Regions from separate parts of the Homo sapiens genome. Here region 2 is linked to region 1. A link is a loop called in an ENCODE intact Hi-C map of the cell type or tissue named here. Cell type or tissue: CD4-positive, alpha-beta T cell. All regions are shown on one strand. Each heading gives the region's core, and the rest is flanking DNA. Links, peaks and the distances in the headings are about the cores only.

Evidence for each region. A loop is a pair of places that touch in the nucleus more often than their neighbours do. Peaks named below come from ENCODE experiments on the same cell type or tissue, not always from the same donor. Only the 100,000 strongest peaks of a DNase experiment are listed, where the experiment ranks them.
Region 2: a loop joins it to region 1, with 5 times the contacts of the local background. A loop is called at or near these places in 37 of 110 quality-filtered maps.

The regions. Positions count from the first base shown.
Region 1 is chr4:184,411,864-184,422,997 of GRCh38, forward strand. It overlaps IRF2 (interferon regulatory factor 2), which reads right to left. Exons shown (of 9, transcript NM_002199.4): 3 at 7,606-7,705; 4 at 6,669-6,845; 5 at 6,304-6,350. Among named protein-coding and RNA genes, the nearest start is that of LINC02362, 35 kb to the left of the region's middle. RefSeq lists a silencer at 1,392-1,686 and enhancers at 5,620-5,789, 5,980-6,279, 6,158-7,357. In CD4-positive, alpha-beta T cell, for the core only: no CTCF peak of the experiment used is centred there; DNase peaks (open chromatin) are centred at 5,308, 5,548, 6,218 and 9,268; H3K4me3 peaks cover 2,238 bases; H3K27ac peaks cover 4,103 bases.
Region 2 is chr4:184,530,210-184,541,343 of GRCh38, forward strand. LINC02427 (long intergenic non-protein coding RNA 2427) reads right to left here and starts at 7,374. Exons shown (of 3, transcript NR_147158.1): 1 at 7,293-7,374. RefSeq lists enhancers at 7,105-7,314, 7,385-7,714. In CD4-positive, alpha-beta T cell, for the core only: a CTCF peak has its summit at 7,963; DNase peaks (open chromatin) are centred at 4,542, 7,382 and 7,972; H3K4me3 peaks cover 2,931 bases; H3K27ac peaks cover 5,049 bases.

The DNA.
Region 1 (11,134 bases), core at 2,203-10,202:
CATAACCTGGCCCGGTTAATCCTGGTCAGGATTCACATCCCCTCTGTCTGCTCCCTTTCTCACTTTAGATAGAGACTCTTCTGTAAATCAAGTAACCCATAGCTTTCTTGGCTTTTAATTTTCTCCCCTTGCTCCAAAGATTAAAAAAAAAAAAAAAAAAAAAAAAGACTCTGCTTGGGTCCAGACTTCTCCACGGTGCATGAACTCCAGCAAACATTTATGTTCAAAAATCTTTGCTCTAATTGTAGAATCCAAGGATTGATCTACGTGGGTGCATGAACTCCGCCAAACATTGACGCTCAAGAACCTTTGCTATAATTACAGAATCCAAGGTTTGGTCTCTGGTTTAAGGGATTTTAAGCAAAAGCAAACTGGCACAAGAGAGAGTTCAGGGGCAGGAGCACACTTCTTTAGACCTGTAAAATAATACACCTTTAGCTGGTCTTGAAGCTACACTTGCTGAATGGGCTTGGGGACAGACCAGAGTTAGAGGACAGCAGAGGGACTCCCCTCTGCTCCGAGCCCATGCTGTCTCAACCCTGTGCTAATGCCCCTTGTCCCTGAAGTCCCATTTAATGGGCCTCCAGCCCACCTCCCACCTTCCAAAATGCTCTAACTCATCTGTGCAAAGCCAGTCTCTTTGAAGCCAGATTTAAGGACATCAAATTTAAGGACATCTCTAAGTCTCTGCTAACAGAACGTGTAGGCTGACAGCTGGACTTCACAAGCAGGTCAGGGAACTGGACCTTGGCGAGTGCACACACCCAGCACAGAGGCGCAATGCCACTGACAACAGAAGCTCTCGTAAGACAGGCTGGGGCCTCCTGCCCGGTCCCAGAACCACCTTCCTTCTGCTCCTTGCTTGGAATGAGGCCATCGTCATTCTCTTCCTCCCTTCTCTCACTGCAGCTTCCCTCTTGACTTTTTCCCTTAGCTCACTTTTCTCTGCATCTTCTCTGCGGGCCTTTGTCTGCATCTCTTAGAGAAGGCATCAGTTTCCAAAGCTACCAACGCCATTCTCAAGTAAATGACCACACATCTGCCCGTTGGGCACTCACTCAAGTGCTGTACCCTCCAACTTTCTAGCTGGCATTTACCTTCAGGGCTCTCTGTCACTTCAAAGGCAGCATGTCCAAAGCGAAACACCCTCTCCACAAAACGACCTGCATTCCCAACACTCGCTTCTGAAGGTGCAAAACGCCGGGGCCTCCTCTTTAGGCCGCTCTTATCTGCATCCTCCGTACCCTCTTCCACTTTCTGGAGAAATGTCTCCTCCCTCCATGCCAGTGGCACCAGCTACTGCCTTTCCACAGCAGTCTCTCCTGCCTCCCACTCCTTCCCATCCCGGTGAGAAAGGCCTCCCTTACATATCAATTCCCGCCTGCTCTAAGTGTGCTACAAGGAGTTCAACTGTGTCTCATTCCGTAAAACTGTCCCTCAAGCTCTTCCAACTGGGTTCGGAGCTCCCGTTCTGAGCTACCACATGGGAAGGGAGGATCCCGGGCAGGCAGAATAAGCCTGATAACCTGCTTCACCCAGGGCATCTCTCATCTTATCTGTTTTTCAAGTGAGTTGCTGGTGTGTGCTTTCATTTGATTAAAGTTTAAAAACTGAAGACCTCTTCCAACTAGTGAAGGGATCACTCCAGTAGCAGCCCTGCCAGGGAGTGTGCTGTGTTTTAATCCAGCTCAGGTCACTGTTAGAGCCAACAGCTCTATGAGAAAGAGCAGCCGAACCCCTATCTGCTTTTCTGTAACTTCTACCCATAGGTCTGTGCTCAGAACGAATACAGACCAGGCCTAATCTTTTCCAAGCGACTTTGGCAGCCCTTCCCAATTCTGTCTCCTTCATAACACTAACACTTTGATCCGGAAGCACTTTACAGTTTCAAGCATGTATGTTTCAGCTGCAAACAACCCTCCGAAGCAGGAAGTACCCATTTCTATTCGCCCCACCTACATGCCTGTATTTCCCATTGCCCTCTCACACAAACTCCTGCTCTAATTAAGCCAGTTTCCTGTCTCATCCAGGAAAGACAAACCAACTGTAATCTCCAGGCCTTCATTCCTGATGCCCCTAGTGCTGCGGAAGGACCAGTTTGACCCTGTCCACCCCTCAAGGCCTGGCTTAGGCCCCAAAGGCTACGAGGCACCCGGTGGACAAACTTGGATTCAAATCTCAGCTCTGTAAAGCAATGCAGCCTTGGGAAAATGAATCAGCTTCTCTGTGCACCCATTTCCTAAATGTATAAAAGGGAAATGACCTGCCCATCACAGGGAGAACTCAGTGAGACAAAAATCATAGCTGGGAACTTGGAATCAGCTCAAAAATATCAACTAGCACCCCTCTGTTTTAACTACTTCTATTCTTACTGTTCTTGGCCTTGTCTGAAGTCTCAGAGCAAACCGTTCCATGATATTTTCTGAAACATATACATGCACTGATGATGTAGAATCCAGGATTTCTCATTATTGTTTTTCTTTCTTTTTTGAGGTGGGGAAGGGGTCCTGCTCTGTTGCCCAGGCTGGAGCGCAGTGGTGCAATCACGGCTCACTGCAGCCTCAAACTCCTGGGCTCAAGCCATCCTCCTACACCTCAGCCTCCTGAGTAGCTGGGACAGGCATGTACCACTGTACCCAGCTGTTTTTCTTGTTCTTATTTCCTTAGATAACCAGTTACCGCCGCACAGGTGGGGCTTAGCTCAAGGAAAACATGGCTGACTGAGTTTGTAGGGATATGCTCACAAAGCGAAATGTCAGAGGATGCTGAGGCCGTTTCTGCACCTGCCACATGGCCAATGGGCCTTGGGTGTTCCAGTCTTGGGGAGACTATTTGTTGGGGGACATATAGCATGGAGATAAATCATGAGTGACCCCAAGAAAATTCTAATACTTGGCCTACATGTTGTAAACATTGTTTGCTAATTAAAACTTCAACTTGAAGATTGGGAAAAGCTTGCTTCAACAGCAAATATTCATACCTAGTTACCATATGAAAGACAAATTTCCTCAGTAGAAGAAACCTACGTAGTGTATCCAGTTACATATTTGGATAGACTAAGTAGGTTTAGTATATTTGCACAGGATATATTAACTCAGTGCTTGGGTGTTTTGATACACAATTAAAAAGTAATATATTAATAGCTAGTAATTGTCCTCTGACTTTCCAATTCCAGACGCCCTAGGGAGTTCACTTTTCAAACACTCTACAGAGACACTGAGTCCACACAATAGCTTGAACAGCCAGGAAGCACAGAACTCGGGAAGCCCACTGGCCTCTTCTGAGCTTCCCTGCTACACTGGAAAGCACAATGCAAGTAGATCTAAATTCAAAAGTAAGGCTGTGTTTAGGCCTAATGAATCACCTGCCTTCCGCTGAAGGAATCAGGTCCTTTCAAGAAAAAAGTTTCAGGTATGAATCATATCTTCACGGCACAAGGATTTCATAAAACACACTTGGCTGAGGTGGCTCTTGACCCACACGGCTGCACCTAACGGGATCTCTCACTTACTTCCCTGGGCCAGGATGGTCAAGCCCACCCAGGACCGTGCCTTCCACAACTTGCTCATTTCAGGGCCATGTGAAGACACCACCAGTGCCCATGTGGCTGTAGAGATCCCAGACAAACGGGACCACCACATGGCATGAACTACTAAGATGTACATTTCCTCGCATTGCCACATCCCTGAAAGAGGACATGCCTTTCAATCCATTACGTGTCATGGTTTCATTGCAAGCAGTTTTTCTAAGAGATACATAAAATAACAGTGCATCTTAGCATCATTGGCATCTGGCGTTCGATGGAATACAGTGGGTACATGTGAGCAAAGTGTGTTGAAAAGGCAACATCTGTTACTCCGTTCTTATTTCTCCATTAACTGCGATTATGAAATTAAATCTGCATCCTAATGGAAAACCCCTCACTCCCACCCCACATATCCTACTTATTTATACATCTATTTAGTCAACAAATGCGGATGCATCTATTCAGTTATCAAATACGTATTAGTGATCTGTTCTGGGCCAGGCACTGAGCTAGATAATGGGAAAAGAGTAGTAAATACGATTCAGTCACACTTGAAATTGTAGCAAATTCTCACACATGTGTGAGAAAGCTGTGCTTTTCTGACTAAATAACATGAATCAAAACGTAGGCCTTAAAAATACAAACTCAGCCAGGCTCACACTTGTAATTCCAACATTTTGGGAAGCCGAGGCAAGAGGATTACTTGAGGCCAGGAGTTTGAGACCAGCCTGGGCAACAGAATGAAACCTCACCTCTATAAAAGAAAATTTTTTTAAATTATCCATGCTTGGTGGCACACACCTGTAGACCCAACTACTAGAGGGAGGCTGAGGCGGGAGGATCACCTGAGCCCGGGAGGTTGGGGCTGCAGTGAGCTATGATCGCGTCACTTCACTCCAGCCTGGGTGACAGAGTAAGACCTTGTCTCAAAAAAAAAACAAAAAAAAAAAAAAACGAAAAAAAAAACTGTGAGAAACGATATGGCTAACAACTAGGTTTGTTCAATTGTAAAAAAAAAAAAATGTTTTAAGAGGTAATATAGGAGAAACATATATCCTTAAAAAATACTTAAAAGACATTCAAAAATCACATGTGGATTTTATATGGGTCTTAATTTAAGTAACAAACTACACGAATGTTATAACATGTATGAAACAACTGAAACTCTGACCACTGGCTGGATATTCACTGATATTGAGAAATTACTGTGAACTTTTTCAGGTACAGTAATGACATCATGGTATTTTTACAGAGCACTTATCTTTTAAATATATATACTGAACTATTATGGAAGAAATGCTATGAGGTTTGGAATTTGCTTCAAATTCCAAAAAATAGTTCAAAAAAAAGCTGAACTATAAAAAATTGTTTTGGGGCCGAGTGCCGTGGCTCACGCCTGTATTCCCAGCACTTTGGGAGACTGAGGTGGGCGAATCACTTAAGGTCAGGAGTTCAAGACCAGCCTGTCCAACATGGTGAAACCCCATCTCTACTAAAAATACAAAAATTAGCTGGGCATGGTGGCACGTGTTTGTAGTCTCAGCTACTCGGGAGGTTGAGGCAGGAGAATCGCTTGAACCCAGGAGGCGGAGGTTGCAATGAGCCAAGATCGCGCCATTGCACTCCAGCCTGTGCCAATAGAGCAAAACTCCATCTCAGTTTAAAAAAAATTAAATAAATAAATTACTTCTGTAAGTCAAAAATGGTTGAAGGGCTGCAATTTCATGTTAGAAGTCAGGAAATGGGAGGGGCTATTGATGAAGCAAAACTGGCCAGGAGCTGATTAAGGTTAAAATTAATCTGAATGATGGCCTATGGGGTAAATTTTACTCAACTGTCTCCTTCCTATGTGCATAAAATCTTTCCACAATGAAAAGTTAAAACAAAATTAGGCCTTTAATACAGTACAATATTTAAATTTAGTTAAAAATAAAAACTAGTAAAAGTGAAACTGAAAGCATCACTGCAAAAACACCCTCCGCCTAAATTTCTTCATCTGCAAAGGGAGGCCAGGGAGCTCGACAATCTCTCTGAGATCCCTGGGTCTGTGACCGCAGTGTATGCTCTCTGCTCAGCCACTGAAGCTCGTCCCCAGTTTTGCAGGGCATATTCGGCTCTTCTCTTACTATTTAACAAGGGCCACCTAATCTATGCATAAAGATCCTCAGACTGTAGGGGAGTTCAGACGACACAGCCTAGTGAGAAGCTGACACACACATGCACATCCCATGGAAAACCCTTGTGGGGTGTGAGAGATGATTCTACAGTGGACAGAAGGCAGCCATTGAGAGCTGTTCTGATAGAGTGCTGACATTGACCACTCTGTCCCCCACCAAAGGGCCTGTGACGGAATGTCTGTAACATAGAGTTCATACATTGTATAGAGGTCTATAACATTTAATACATATTAAAGTATACTTAATAGCCTGAAAATATACTTAATAGTATGAGAATAAGCTGTTGTGGAGTTTAGCTGGCACAAAATGACCACTGGCAACGGCTGTGGTGGCCAGATGGAGGCCTCAGCCTGCCGAGCACAGTGAGAATCTGTGACTTCATTCATAAATTTCCCAGAGAAACGGGATGAGGCAGGGCCCTGTGTACCTCCATGTCTGCAAGTGGATACATGCTGAAGAGCAAACATGTAAAGCACAGAAGACACAAGCAAAGGAAGAAAGAGGACACACTGAGGTCCTGTGACTCATCTTTACAAGGCAGAATATGAGTCATTAATAGGATCCCAACTTTGGCTTTCTCTCTGAATCACCCAAGATTACCTTGATGTGCTTAACTTTGTCTTCTTTTTCTGTCTTTGGTTTCTTTCCTGTGGCAACAAAAATGTAGTTTTGGATTAATTCACGAAGGGCCTCCAGAGAAACATTTCCCTCAAATTAAATTCTTTCTGAAACTCTCAATGAACCTGTTGCTTTAATCTGTACATGGTCAAAATTCCACATGTATCTTTCACTGCCTCTGGTGAATCGAAAGTCTTGTTTCCAAGCCAGGTAGGGGCGGAATGATCCCCTACAGCATGAACAGGCTATTCTACCTGCAAACTGACTGCAGATGTAGAAATGAAGAGATCACGAAGGCACGATGACACAAATTGATTTACCTTATTTTAGTCTGTAAATGCCTTTACCTTTCTTAGAAGGCCGTTCTGATAGGGGCAGCATTCGGTAGACCCTGAAGGCATTATTTCCTTTCTTTATGCTTTTATCCTTGACTTCTTCAATATCAGGCAAGGAATTCATGGCGCATCTGAAATTCGCCTTCCATGTTTTGGGATCAGGTTTATCTACTCCTGGTTGATGCTTTCCTAACAAAAGAGACAAAGATTAAGAAAAAGAGAGAAAACATTAGATACAGAGGAAGGAATTTCTGGAAACACAGTATTGCTGGTCAGGCAGTATAAGGAAACCTTTTCACTCCATGCTATACCTCCAGTGACCAATCGTCCTGGTGTACCTGGGGGTGAGAAAGTTCTTGGGATGTGGGAATTTTGTTTTTAAAACCTGAACAGTTCCAGTCAAACTGGGACAAGTTGGTCACCCTGGTTCTACTGAACAGCTTGAGGAAACTATAAATGCTGGAAGAATGGAGCATCAGCGTAAGAAAAATATAGAAGACTGAGAGGCTGCAAAGTCAACAGGCAGAGGGAAGCTGAGTGCCTCTTTTTCATCTGACGCTCCAACAAAGTCCATTCCTGTAAACAGCTCCCTACGTAAAGGTTGTAATAAATACAGGTATTTCTGACTACCTTTTTGGGGGGGAGATAAATTTGACCAAAGTTTATAGCATCAGAACAACTGAGTTTCTATTCCCCGGTAACACCTAGGGAACTTCTTAGAATACCACATTTATAGGAAATTGAAGGACTAAGAGTGTATGGGATGAGGGGAGCATTACTTCTGAGGGCTGCAGTTTGTACCCCATGTGTCCTGGATGTGCCTAGGGACAAGTCACAGGTTTTTCAGAGCCATCTTCATGAGGTCATAAGCCAGGCTATTTTATGTGTAATAAAAACAAAACTAAGCAAGAGTGCCTTCCTCTATAAACGCCGCAGGGAGTTTTAGTACCTGTATGGATTGCCCAGTTTCTAAAGAGTGGTGCATCTTTTTCCACATCCCACCCATGTCTAGCCGCATGCATCCAGGGGATCTGAAAAATCTTCTTTTCCTGAAAAAAAAAAAAAAAAAAAAGGTAAAGAACTGGAGTCATGGGTTTTGGCCCACCATTGCAAAAGGTTGTGAAGGTCTAGCCAGCAAGATTCCCCAGCAAGCATCGCTGAATGTGTTGACTGCTGACAAGAAAATCTACTGTAAACCAAACCCACTTCCCCCGCTGGATCCCAAATCTTGATAGACTACCCCGAGTGACAGTCAGTCTCGTGAAGTCTTGCAGAGCAGGAATGTTTTCCAAGGTCAAAGGTGATGATTTGACCTTGTGTGTTCCATTATTTGTGCCTCTTTTCTAGTTTTCAATATATTTTTTTGGAGACAGAGTCTCGCTCTGTTGCCCAGGCTGCAGTGTAGTGGCGCGATATCGGCTCACTACAACCTCCACCTCCTGGGTTCAAGAGATTCTCCCACCTCAGCCTCCTGAGTAGCTAGGATTACTGGCATGTGCCACCACGCCTGGCCAAGTTTTGTATTTTTGGTAGAGATGGGGTTTTGCCATGCTGGCCAGGCTGGTCTCGAACTCCTGACCTCAAGTGATCTGCCCACCTCAGGCTTCCAAACTGCTGAGATTACAGGTGTGAGCCACCACACCCGGCCCTGTGCCTCTTTTTTTTATAAAACCACAGAAAAATGGCCACCTACCGAAACTTCTAATGCTTACTCTTATAATTTATTCTCGTCGTTTGGTAAATAGTAACTCCAGCTATCTTAGGTAAATTAAAAATTAGACAAGTTTCCAAAACCCTTGATGCTACTAAAGAAAAGTCGGGTACATCTGAGGCCACTGTCACAGAAACCAAATATCTCCATTTGCTTGTGCATCCAACAGAAATAGAAAGTAATGTTCGAATCCCTGTGGGTCTACTGCCTGCAAGAAATAGCAAGAAGTGCAAACAAAGAGGTAGAGGTTATGAAATGACACATTTTTCTGGAGAAACATCCCTCAATACAATCCTTATATCAGACTATCTCTACATCTCTCTCAGTGTTGAGGTCTGTAACTCAAAACCGCCTCAAGCAACCCTGAAAAACACATGATTGGAAACCCATGGTTTAGTAACAAAGCCGTACTCTTAGTAAAGCTACAGATGAGGAACCTGGCCCAAGCAGCTCTTGTGGCGGTACCGGCAGGTACTAAGGTCCCATTGGCACTGTGCATCTGACTACCCACATCCACAGGGACCTCAGTTTTGTCTTCCTCCCACAGCCTACTGAGTGAGGTATATGTTACGATTTCCATTTTATAGCTGAGGAAACCAAGAAGCAGATTTTAACTATTTAGTCAAGGAACTTGCAGGATAATAAGTGTCTAAGTTCAAAACCCAGGTCATGCGACTCCATATGCTATTACTTAATCACCCACTCATTGTCTCCCAGCTTTTAGATTTGGAAGAGTCCCTGTCCTATGACAGACCAGTTGAGACCTGGATTCTGTGGAGATTAAAGCCCAGGAGGTTGTACTCTTTCAAAGCTCTCAAGGCAGTTCTGGTAATTGCTAGGTATGCGGATCCCTGCACTAGATGCTGAGGAAGGAGAGGAAATGTCAGCAGGGAGTTTCCACCACTTCAGTCTCACATAGTGAAACACAGAAAGGGTCCCAGCTGTCCCCAAAGAGATTCAGCGCCTCTCCACAGAACCAATCACAAAGCCAGAACAAAGACTATTTCAGAACATTGGAGAGTTTCCCAAAACCTGTTAAAAGGAAAATTCTACCATCTTCTAAAAAGTCAGTTATTAAAGGAGAACTGAAAGTGAGAGACTTTTTCATAAATTCCTCGGTGTTCATTCTGTATCATCCACAGAGAGGGCTTCGGGTTAGCCAATTTCAAAAGGACAGTGATCAGAAAGGGGCTGAGTGACATTTTATGCTTTAATGTAGATGAAAATCGACAGCAAAATCACTTAATGCCATTTATTGATGTTCACATGAAAATGAATACAAGTGAAAATTCATTTCGTGAAAGAGCTTTTCCTGAAGTGCATGCCCAGAATCTAAAGCTTTATGCTTAAACACCGAGATTCTTAAGAATTTGCTGTTGCACTTTTTTCTAGATCAAAGGAGTTCTAGGGTGACACAATCTGAAATCTAACTTGCAAGACACAAAATTGATACAGATAAAGTAGATCTTTTTAAGCATCTGCACGCATGCATGCATACACATACACACACACACAACCAAACCTAGTCCCACAGAAACCGCAAAAGCCATGCAACTACAAAAGCGCTGACCAAACCCAGCAACATACACTATGGACCCTCTTGAAATGTGCAACAGGCCTGAGTAGACTGGAATAGTTCAGGTGTTTGTCCCCTCAAAATCTCGTGTTAAAATTTGATCGCTAGTGTTGCAGGTGGGGTCTGGTGGACGGTGTTTGGGTCATGGGGCAGGATCCCTCAAGAATGGCTTGGTGTCGTTCTCGTGGTAATGAGTAAGCTCTCACTCCATTAGCTCCGGTGAGAGCTGATTATTCAAAACAGCCTGTCGCCTGCACCATTCTCTCTTCCTCCCTCTCTTGCCATGTAATGCCCTTTGCCTCCCATCCTGAGGCCTTAACAGAGGCAGATGCCAAGGTCATGCTTCTTGTACAGCCTAGAACCCTGACCCAAAGAAGCCTCGTTTTTTTATAAATTACCCAGCCCCAGGTAGTCCTTTGTAGCAACATGAAACAGACTAACCCACAGACATGTCTCCAAAAAAAGATACACAAATAACAAACGTTGGTGAGGATGTGGAGAAACTGGAATCCTCACACATCGCTGTGGAAATGCAAAATGGTACAGCCACTCTGGAGAAAAAGTTTGGCCATTCCTCAAGAAAGTGAAACACAGAATTACCTGATGATCCAGGAATTTTACACCTGGATATATACCCAAAGAATTCTAAGCCAACATTCAAACCAAAACATAAACGTTCATAGCAGCACTACTTTCAAAAGCCAAAAGATGGAAACAACCCGAGTGTCCATCAGCTGATGAATGGGTAAACAAAATGTGGTATATCCATACAATGGAATATTATTCAGCCACAAAAAGGAATAGAGTATTGACACATGCTACCATGTGGACGAACCTTGAAAACATTATGCTGGATGAAAGAAGCCAGACACAAAAGGCCAAAAATTGAATGATTCCATTTACATGAAATATTCCAGAAAAGACAGAGAGCAGAGAGCAGACAGAGAGCAGAGATCCATAGAGACAGAGAGCAGATTACTGGTTGCCACAAGCTAGGGGGGAGGGAAATGGGAAGTGACTGATTAATGGGTACAGCATTTCCTTTTGGAGGGATAAAAAGTTCTGGAACTGGACAGTGGTGATGGCTGCATGACATCGTGAATGTCACTTTAAAATGGTAAATATTTTTTAAACTACATGTCACCTTTACCTAGTTTTTCATACTTCAGGAAAAAAAAGAAAAGACTAATA
Region 2 (11,134 bases), core at 1,465-9,464, 120 kb after region 1:
TGAATCATGGGGGCAGCTTCCCCCATACTGTTCTTGTGGTAGTGAATAAGTCTCACGAGATCTGATGATTTTATAAGGGGTTTCCTCTTTCGCTTGATTCTGATTCTCTCTTTCCTGCCACCATGTAAGACGTGCCTTTCACCTTCCACCATGATTGTGAGGCCTCCACAGCCACGTGGAACTGTGAGTCCGTTCTTTTTCTTTATAAATTACCCAGTCTCGGGTATGTCTTTATCAGTAGCATGAAAACGGACTAATACAGTAATCTTGAGATGATTTAAAGTATATGGGAGGATGTGTGTAGGTTATATGCAAATGGAATTTGGTATCTTTGAGGGTCCTGAAATCAATCCCCCTTGGGTACTGAGGGATGACAGTATTTTGTATGTACAGTGTAATAAGTATTGGCACATGAATATGCTTGTAAAACCATCATCACAATCAAAATAATGAACATATCTATCACCCTTGGAAACTTTCTAGGGCCCCTTTGAAATCCCTCCCTCTTGCCCCTCCTTCCCAGACCACCTTTCTGTTGTTATACATGCATTTGCATCTTGTAGAATTTTTATAAGTGAAAATCATACAATATGTACGTTTTTATTTGCCTTGCTTGTCTCACACAGCATAATAATTTTGAGATTCATCCATGTTGCAGCATGCCCCAATAGTTCCCTCCCTGTTATTGCTGAGTACTATTTAAATATACCACAGTTTGTTTATCCATTCACCTGCTGATAGACATTTGGGTTATTTCCAGCTTGGGTCTATTACAAGTAAAGCTTCTACGAACATTCAAATACACGTCTTTGTAGAGACATATGCTTTCATTTGTCCAGGCTAAATATGAGAATGGAATAGCCAGATCAGATGACAGGTGTACATTTAAATTTTTAAGAAACTGCAAAACTGTTTTGCAGAGTATTTGCACAGTTTTATATTCCCACCAGCAGTGAATAAGAGTTCCAGATCCTCCACATCCAAACAACACTTAGCATATAGTCAGATTTTTTTTATTTTTATCATTCCAGTAGGTGTGGTTTCTCCTTGTGGTTTTAATTTGCATTTCCCTGAGAAATTACTTAATGGGTACAATACACATTATTTGGGGACGGATATTGTAAAAGCTTTTACTTCACTGCTATGTAATGAATGCATATAACAAAATTGCACTTGTGCCTGTAAATTTATACACATAAAAAATTTTGCATTTCTCTACTGACTAATGAAGTTGAGCATCTTTTCATGTGCTTATTTGCCATCCACAGGCTTTCTTTGAACAAGTGTCGTTCAAATCTTTTGCTCATTTTTTAATTGAGTTGTTTGCTTTCTTATTGTTGGCTTTTGAGAGTTTTTTTTAATATCATAGATACCAATCCTTTAACAGATATGATTTTCAAATATTATCTCCCAGTCTCTTTATTCTCTTGAGAGCGTCTCTGAGATATATATATACAATAGAATATTATTTAGTCCCAAAATACTGTTTATGGCAAAATAGATTAATCTGAAGGACATTATGCTAAGTGAAATTAACAAGCACAGAAAGACAAATATTGAATAATCTTACTTATATGTGGATCTAATAAGTTAAATTCATAGACATAGAGAATAGAATGATGGTTACCAGAGGTTGAGGTGGTAGGGTGGTGAGGATGCAGGGAATGAGGAGCTGTTAATCAAAGGGCACAAGTTTCAGACAGACAAGGGGAATAGACTTTGAGATCTATTGCACAGCAAAGTAACCAGAGTCATAATAATGTGTTATATATTTCAGAATAACACGGTAAATTTCAAATGTCTCACCCTAAAAAATGACAGTAAGCAAGGTGATGGACATGTTTAATTAGCTTGATTTAATCATGTCATATTGTATACATATATCAAGGCATCACATTGTACCCAATAAATGTATAAAATTAAGATCTGTCCATCAAAAATAATATTAGTAATAAAATTTTAACTAAAAAAATTAAAAGCAGAATTTTTAATTTGGGTGAGTCCAATTTATCAATATTCTTTTTATGCCTAGTGCTTTTGATGTCCTATTGAAGAAATTTTTACCAGAGAAATTAAAGAGCTAAATGAATGGAGAAATACACCTTATTCATGGGCATGCACGTATATGACTCAATATTGTTGATATGTCAGTTAAATCTATTGATCTACAGATTTAAGAGAATCCCAATTACAATCTTAGCAAAGTTTTTAATATAAATTGAAAAGCTAATTCTAAAATTCACAGGGAAATTAAAGGACTTGGAACAGCCCAAACAACTTTTAAAATGGAGAATGAAGTTGAAGGGCTAACACTACCTGATTTGAAGGTTTATTATAAAGGTACAGTAATCAGGACAGTGTTATCTTGGCATAGAGATAGACAAATAGGCTAATGAAACAGAATAGAGAGAACAGAATTATTTCCACAAACGTGGGTGATTAATTTTTGACAAAGTTAAAGGAAATTCTGTGGAAAAACAATAGTCTTTTCAGCCAATGATACTGAAACAATTAGATATCCATTTGCTGAAAGAAAAAAAAGAACTTCAATCTATACCTGTATCTATGAGCGCCATGGCTCATGCCTGTAATCCCAGCACTCTGGGAGGTCGAAGCAGGCAGATCACCTGAGCTCAGGAGTTTGAGACCAGCCTGGGCAACATGGTGAAACCCCATCTCTACTAAAAATACAAAAATTAGCCAAGCGTGGTGTCGCACGCCTGTAGTCCCAGCTACTTGGGGGGCCGAGGCAGAAGAATCCCTGGTACCCAGGAGGCGGAGTTTGTAGTGAGCCGAGATCGCGCCACTGCACTCCAGCCTGGGCAAGAGTGAGACCATGCCTCAAAAAAAAGAAAAAAAAAAAAGTACGGGTGCGGTGGCTCACGCCTTTAATCCCAGCACTTTGGAAGGCCGAGACGGGCGGATCACGAGGTCAGGAGATCGAGACCATCCTGGCTAACGCGGTGAAACCCCGTCTCTACTAAAAAGACAAAAAATTAGCCGGGCGTGGTGGCGGGCGCCTGTAGTCCCAGCTACTCGGGAGGCTGAGACAGGAGAATGGCATGAACCCGGGAGGCGGAGCTTGCAGTGAGCCGAGATCGCGCCACTGCACTCCAGCCTGGGCGACAAGAGAGAGACTCCATCTCAAAAAAAGAAAAAAAAAATCAGGGCTCCAGATGAGTTGGGAAAAAATGGGGAAACTAAGCAATGTGGGAGGAGGCTAGAGTTGGAGAAAAAGATACCCGTTAAGGATCTGGTGAGGTAAGGTTCTGCCCGCTGGAAGCTGAGATACTGAATTGGGTGAGAACAAGAACTGAGTCAGTGTCCTTGGGAAGTGGCCGGAATCTTGGGAACACAATCTCAATTTTCCTTACAAAGTGACCTCAGCTGACATACCTCAGGAACAAAAAGAGCAATGTTTAAATAGAACCTGAATTATCCCCCTCTCCTATTAAGAACCTGATGAGAATACATACTCATGGCCTCCTCCTCGAAAAAATCACAATTTGATGTGTAGGCCCCCCTGGGGCTGTGCAGTGACTGATCTGAGGCTGTGAAACAATGTTAACAACAGAAGATAAGGCTTGCATCTCTGCCAGATGCATTCATTATCAGAAAGAACGTAGACTCGGACATGCTACCTTCAAAACAAAAAGAGTGAGGGGCAGAGTCATACCCAATTTTATCCTGGGCTATTCCTATTAGGAAAGGATTTATCAAGATATTTTAATGCTTTAGACAGGACATCAATTAGGTACATCTTTAATTTGAAAATAATAAATTTGGGCTGAGCACAGTGGCCCATGTCTGTACTCCCAGCACTTTGGGAGGCCAAGGTGGGAGGATCACTTGAGGCCAGGCCAAGACTAGCCTGGACAACACAGCAAGACTCCACCTCTACAAAAGATAAAAATAAAAAATTAGCTAGGCATGGTGGCACACATCTGTGGGTCCCAGCTACTTGGGAGGCTGAAACATAAGGATTACTTAAGCCCAGAGGTCAAGGCTGAAGTGAGCCATGATTGTACCACTGCACTCCAGCCTGGGTGACAAAGTGAGACTCTGCCTCAAAAAAATAAAAATAAATAAATAATAAATTTGAAAGTATTGTTTTAATTCTTTATTATAAGCATGCCTAATAAATACACAGAAGAACAAAGACTAATTCAATTTAAATCAGTATTTTTTCCATTCGGGAAACAGAGCACAGAACAGTGGTACTTTCATGATTCCATCTCTAACATTTAGGTAAGAAAATATCTTGTAATCCTGAAGTAAGTTCACAGTGACTGCTGTTCTCTACTAAAGTCCATCCATCCTGAATTGAATGACACTCTGAAGAATGTTACTACACATTCCACAGCCCTCTGTGAGGAAATGGCCTTGAGTCAAAAAAGAACTGCTGGAAGAATCTATCATTCTTAAACTATGGCTCTCCCTCCCATTTATTTCTCATAACAACAGAGCAAAACAGAAACCAAGAAACAAGATCATAACTCAGAACACTGCAGCTATTTTTTCACAATCTGCCCACTTCTTAAATAGACATGAAATATTGTAACTAGCTATATTCAGATACTACAGGAAACAGAAAGACCAGAAGAAAAACCTCAAACATCCGGCCTTCATCTTTCCTCTACATTAAATCTACTTTTCTTCCTAACTACAAATGTCTCCTCTCAAGAAGTTAAAACTGGGCATAATGCCATGGAGAATGACCAGGTTCACACTTTTCCAGAATTAGCATTTCTCAGATAAACACGCAACCCACATATCAGGAAAATTACCATTTATCAGAGGGGACCAATCCTAAAAGTTCTGTTAGAACACCAGAAATGATATTGATATGCAAGCAACGCGACATATCGAGGGTTCTGTGAGTGTATATTCCTTTGGATCTTTCAGGAAACCTTTCAGCTATACTTATGGTGATAAGGTATATACTATAGTATACAGTATATATATATAGTATGGTGATAAGGTGTATCCTTTCAGTTTTACTTATGGTGACAGGTTATACTTATGGTGGAGTTGAGTCAGTGTCTTTATGGAGCTTTGCTGGAACCTAACATCTCTCTTGTTGTCCAAAGCAACAACCTCAGGAGATAACAAAAGAATCCTGGTGAGCAGAACATCAGCAGTGAAGACTGCACTTTTTGTCTCATGTATCAGTTGAAAATAAATGAATGGCACCTCTGACCTGGAACCAACTAACTCTGCACTTTAAGTGGCAGCTTGGGGCAAACTGAAGGATTTGATGTCAATTACTGTGTTTTATGGGCTATATATGCTGAAAAGATTTTCATTCTGTTTTGAAACAAAATAAAAGGACCTGGCACAAAAGTGACTATGCCCTGACACTCTGTACAAACCAAACTTGTGTGTTAACATTGTTTCAGATTTTTAACATCCCAACTTCACAGGCTAGACTGAAATCCCAAAATTTTACTTTTAGTACACTTCAATGATTTCTTATAAATTTCCCCACTTTGATATTGAATAATGATGATGATGATGGTGGTGATGGCAACAGACACCTCTTAATAAACACTCACTGTGGGCCAGGTCCTATGCTAAGCCCATTAAACGCATCAACTTGTCACCACTGGTACAACCCTACATGATAAGTATTACTATTTCCAGTTTACAGACGAAGAAACTGAGGTTCAAGGAGATTAGACAACCTGTCCAAAGTTACACAGCTAAGGGGTAAAGGGAACTTAACACCCAAGTCTGTGCTCCTTCTTCACTAAATCTTCGACTTCTTAGATGTCAAACTCTGAAAATTTTCTCTTTTTTCCTATAATCTGCCATGCTTCTACCCTTTTCCTACTTCTCTCCTACTGAGGCTGTTCAGGAATATCTCATGATGAACTCCAGCTCTAAATTCATTTGAAAAAATATTTACTGAGTGCTCACATTAATGCTTCATTCGGTGATTTGCAAAGGTTTCTTAGGAGCCCACTGTGTGCTAGATGCTGTGCTGGGTGCTGAGGATTCATCGGTTCACAACATTGACAAAAATGCCCCGCCCACGTGGAGCTAACATTCCAGAGAAGGCAAAAAGACAATAAAGATAGAGATAAGAAATACAGGGATGGCTCAAAGATAATAAATGCTAAAGGAAAGCAGGCTAGGGGAACGGGAAGAGAGAATATTAGGGAAGATGTACACGTGTGTAGGACTGCAATTTTAAATGTTAGGAAAACATAATATTTGAGCAAAGACTTTCTGGGGTATGAGGGTTAGTTTTATGTGTCAACTTGGCTAGGCTATTATTAATTATTATTATTTAATTAAATTATTTAATCAAACACTAATCTAGCTGTTACTGTGAAGGTATTTTGTAGATGCGGTCTGCTTTGAACGGCATTTCTAGCGGCCCTGGCCTTGTATTACACTGGACACTCTACTGATTACCAACTCACTCACTTTTGGGAGACTGTGGGGTTTAGGAACTATGTTGACATACTTTATTTTGAACTGCCTTCACAAAAACTGACAAGCAGGGAGGACCGGTAATATCACCCTTATTTTACAGACAAGAAACTAAGACTCAAAGAGGGAGACTAACCTGTAAGAGATAACAGAATAAATAGCAGAGCTGGGTGTCAGGCCACCATCCTATCCTTCTTGACAATATACTGGAAAGGAATTTGCAATCACTTCTAACTGCTCACCTTCCAGCCACCATTCACTCTTCAACCATTTCAATCTGACACACCCCCTAACTCAGATGTTTTGCTTTTTTAGGGGGGTGAGGTGGGGACTGTAGTTTTCCATGAATTACATACATTAAGGGTGTCTGTCAGTCAAGCGGCGCCTTAAGGAGATGTCTCATTCCCCCAGGCTACTGTCTTCAGAACAAACACATTAACCAAAACCAGTGAAAAGAACATGATAAGAATCCCGGGCCCAAGGATTACAAAGTACACAGCTCAGAACAATCTCTAAAGGAAGCACGCAGGGTAAAATACCCAACAGCCTCCTCTACGTTCCTCTAAATTTCCCACTGAAATCCCTTAAAGAGAAAACATTCACCACTACAATAATATCCAAGATTGTCAGCCTATCCCACAGTCTGGGAGGGATTCCTACAACTCCAAGGACGATGTGACCAAGGACAACAGCCAGCAGGAACCACCTGTGCTGGGCCCCCGCAGCGAGGGGCAAACACCTCTCTCCCGGTTCAGAGAAGCAAGATCTGTGCCCAACAAAAAACTAGACAGCCGTCTCTCTCTGTGGTGCCTGCTGCTTTTTTGTGAAAGAAAAACATAAGCTGTTCCCAATACCTTCCCAAGCAGCCGACAAACGAGGGCTCTTCCGCCTTAAACTTTCCCCATACCGGGCGGAGCCCCAAGCCACAGGAAACCTCCAGCAGGAAGTCGGGCTGCCAGGGCGGTGGCGGGCGCGGTGCATCCTGGGAGTTGTAGTCCGTTCTCGGAGGCGCAGGCGCAGTGGTGAAGGCGGGGAGCTGGGGGCAGCACCGCAGAGGATTGTACTTTTTCCTGAATGATACAGTCCTCCTTCCACATCCTTGGGGAATTGGTTCCAGGACCTGTGCTGATACCAAATCCGGAATGCTCAAGTCCCTGATATAAAATGGCGTAATATTTGCATATCGCCTACGCACATCCTCCGTGTACTTTAAATCTTCTCTGGATTATTTCTAATACCTAATGCAATGTAAATAATTGTTATACTGTGTTGTTTAGGGAATAATGGTAAGGAAAAGTCTGTACGTGTTCAGTACAGATGCAATTTATTAAAGGATATTTTCGATTCCTGGTTGATTGAATCCATCGGTGGGGAACACTGTGGATACCGAGGGCCAAATGTATGAGGGTGTCGAAAAAAAGTCAGGGGGTGCCGTTAGGAGACCTCGTTTCACAGAGGGAGGGTGATCTGATGAATGTCGGCCGCACAGGAAGACTTGGCTTGGAAACGGGTGTCGGCCTCCGTCCAGTCTCAGATCTGAAATGGACTGAGATAGCCCCCAAGTGGACAGAGTGGGGTGAAGAATAACCCACACGATCTACAAACGGGACTGTGGAACTGTGACAAAACGTCGTAGAATCAAGGAAGGCGAGCCGACGCAGACTCAGAGAAAGAACAAACCTCAGAGTCATCTACCTTATAAATAGAACTTTTTAAAAAATTTTTGGCTTCTTCAAAAACTATCCCCCCAAAAAAAACAACAACAAAAAGCACCAACGCATATTATATATTAGGACTTGTAGGCAAATGAACGTATGGCACAGTCTGGACTCATATACATCAAAATGTTAAAATTAGTCTTCTTTGGATGAGAGTGTTGCATTTTATAAAACTTATGTGTATTTTCCTCATTGTTTACAAAGATGAAATAATTTTTTGGTTTGAAATAAGTATAAAGAAAAACACATAGAGCAATTTTTAAACACCTTGGTATCTACGACAAAGTTTTATCATATTTACTTCAGATCCTTCCTCTCTTCCTTCCTTCCTTCCTCCCTGTTTCTTTCTAGAAAAGAAAAGAAAACCAAAAAAATTATGGCCGTGCACGATTGCTCATACCTGTAATCCCAGCACTTTGGGAGGCCGAGCCGGGCGGATCACAAGGTCAAGAGTTCAAGACCATCCTGGCCAACATGGTGAAACCCCGTCTCTACTAAAAATACAAAAATTACCTGGGCGTGGTGGCACGCACCTGTAGTCCCAGCTACTCGGGAGAATAAGGCAGAAGAATCGCTTAAGCCTGAGAGGCAGAGGTTGCAGTGAGCTGAAACTGTGCCACTGCACACCAGCCTGGGTGACAGAGTGAGACTCTGTCTAAAAAAAAAAAAAAAAAAAAGAAAATTGAATTTGACTAATGACTAATGAAATGGGTTGTGTGGAAGACCTGGGTGACCAAATAAAATGCATAACTGTGCAAGTCAAATGCCTGCCACCCAATCTTCATTCTTGTGGAATTTTGAAGTTGGCCAGATAGCCAGTCTCAAAAAATCTCCATCCCCAAAAAACACACATGCAAAAAACAAAAACTTTACAAGTAGTGTCCCTTATGTAGCCCTTTGTCCTCTGCAGGGAAATGCATACATACATACATAGATTCTGCAGAGTATTTATGTATATGTCTCTGTGTTTTTGTTTTTTGAGACAGGGTCTCACTCTGTCTCTCAGAACTGGAGTGCAATAGCACTCATGGCTCATTGCAGCCTCAACCTCCCCGGGTTAAGGTGATCCTCCCATCTCAGTCTCCCTAATAGCTGGGACTACAGGCACACACCACCATGCCTGGCTAATTTTTTGTAGTTTTGTAGAGATGGGGTTTCACCATGTTGCCCAGGCTGGTCTCCAACTTCTGGGCTCAAGCAATCTGCCTGCCTCAGCTTCCCAAATTGATGGGATTACAGGCATGAGTCACCATGACCAGCTCAACAAATTTTTTAAATCAAAATCATATCAAGTATCTTATCAGACTACAATGGAGTCAAACTAGAAATCAATAAAAAGAGAAACTTCAGAAACTGTACAGATACAGGGAGCTCGAACAGCCTGCTTCAGAACAACCATTAAGAAAAAAATTCAAAAATTTCTTGAAAGAAATGAAAATATAAACAACATACAAAAACCTGTGGGATACAGCAAAAGCAATGCTAAGAGGGAAGTTTATAGCAATAAATGCCTGCATCAAAAAAATAGAAAAGTATGTCAAATATACAACTTAATGATGCACCTCAAGGAACTAGAACAGCAAGAATAAATCACACCCAAAATTAGAAGAAGGAAAGAAATAATACATATCAGAGCAGAACTAGGAGGTTGAAGATTATACGGTATATATAAAGTCTTGATAAATTTTGACAAGAAGGCCTTTTTTCTTTACATCAAATAGCAGGATCTCACAAGAGAGAAAGCCTGCTACTTAAATAGAACATAGTTAAATTAGTTATTGGGACTGTGCTTTCACCTAATTAATCAGCTCCTTTTAGGGGAGGGGAGGAGTGGATTCTAGTGAGACAACCACCTGGGAATTTAAATCTACAATCAAGGAATATATAGTTGGAGCCAAAAGATGAGGTTCTTAATCAGAGAACTTAGATAAAACCCAGGAAATTCAGAGAAGGGAAAGCTGGAATTTTCTAAAAGTTAGGTATAAACAACCAAATATGGAGTCCAGCATAAAACATCTTTTTTTGTGATTTTTATTTCTTCAATTACTTAAGATTTGGCTGTTAGTAGTATTTATATTATTGATACTATATTTATACTATTATTTGGTTATTTGGATTTATTGGAGTATTATATTGATTAAGATAATAATACTACATAATAATATAATAAATAACAAATAATACTACATAAAAGATAACAAAGAAATAAAACAGTAACAGTCAATTCTCAATTATCTGTACTAAGGGAGGGGAAGGCCGAGTACAAATCATTAAGAATTATTAATCCCTCTAGTTGGGTGAAAGTTATGGCCCTTGCTTTTAGTGGCAATGGCACCTGAATCCTGACCCAGCTGTCAGCCAGGCATCCGAACTGCTGAGATAGCTTCCATCACAAATAAAATATCTAGTGAAACGCCAGGTGTGGTGGCTCACGCCTCTAATCCCAGCACTTTGGGAAGCCAAGGTGGGGGGGCGGTGAATCACGAGGTCTGGAGTCTGGAGTTCAAGACCAGCCTGGCTAATATGGTGAAACCCCGTCACTACTAAAATTACAAAAATTAGCCGTGTGTAGTGGCATGCACCTGTAGTCCCAGCTACTTGGGAGGCTGAGGCAGGAGAATCACTTGAACCCGGGAGGCAGAGGTTGCAGTGAGCCAAGATTGTGCCACTGCACACTCCAGCCTGGGAGATAGAGTGAGACTCCATCTCAAAAAAAAAAAAAATCTATATCTATATATATAGTGAAAAAGAAACTTAAAACAGTTCTGTTTTGACTATATCAACAGCAAAGTTTAAGTCTAATATAAATATTACTACTATAGCCAGGCATGGTGGCTCATGTCTGTAATCCCAGCACTTTGGGAGGCTGAGGCAGGCTGCTTGAGGCCAGGAATTCGAGACCAGCCTGGCCAACATGACGAAACTCCATCTCTACTAAAAATACAAAAATTAGCCAAGGATGGTGGCGCAGGCCTGTA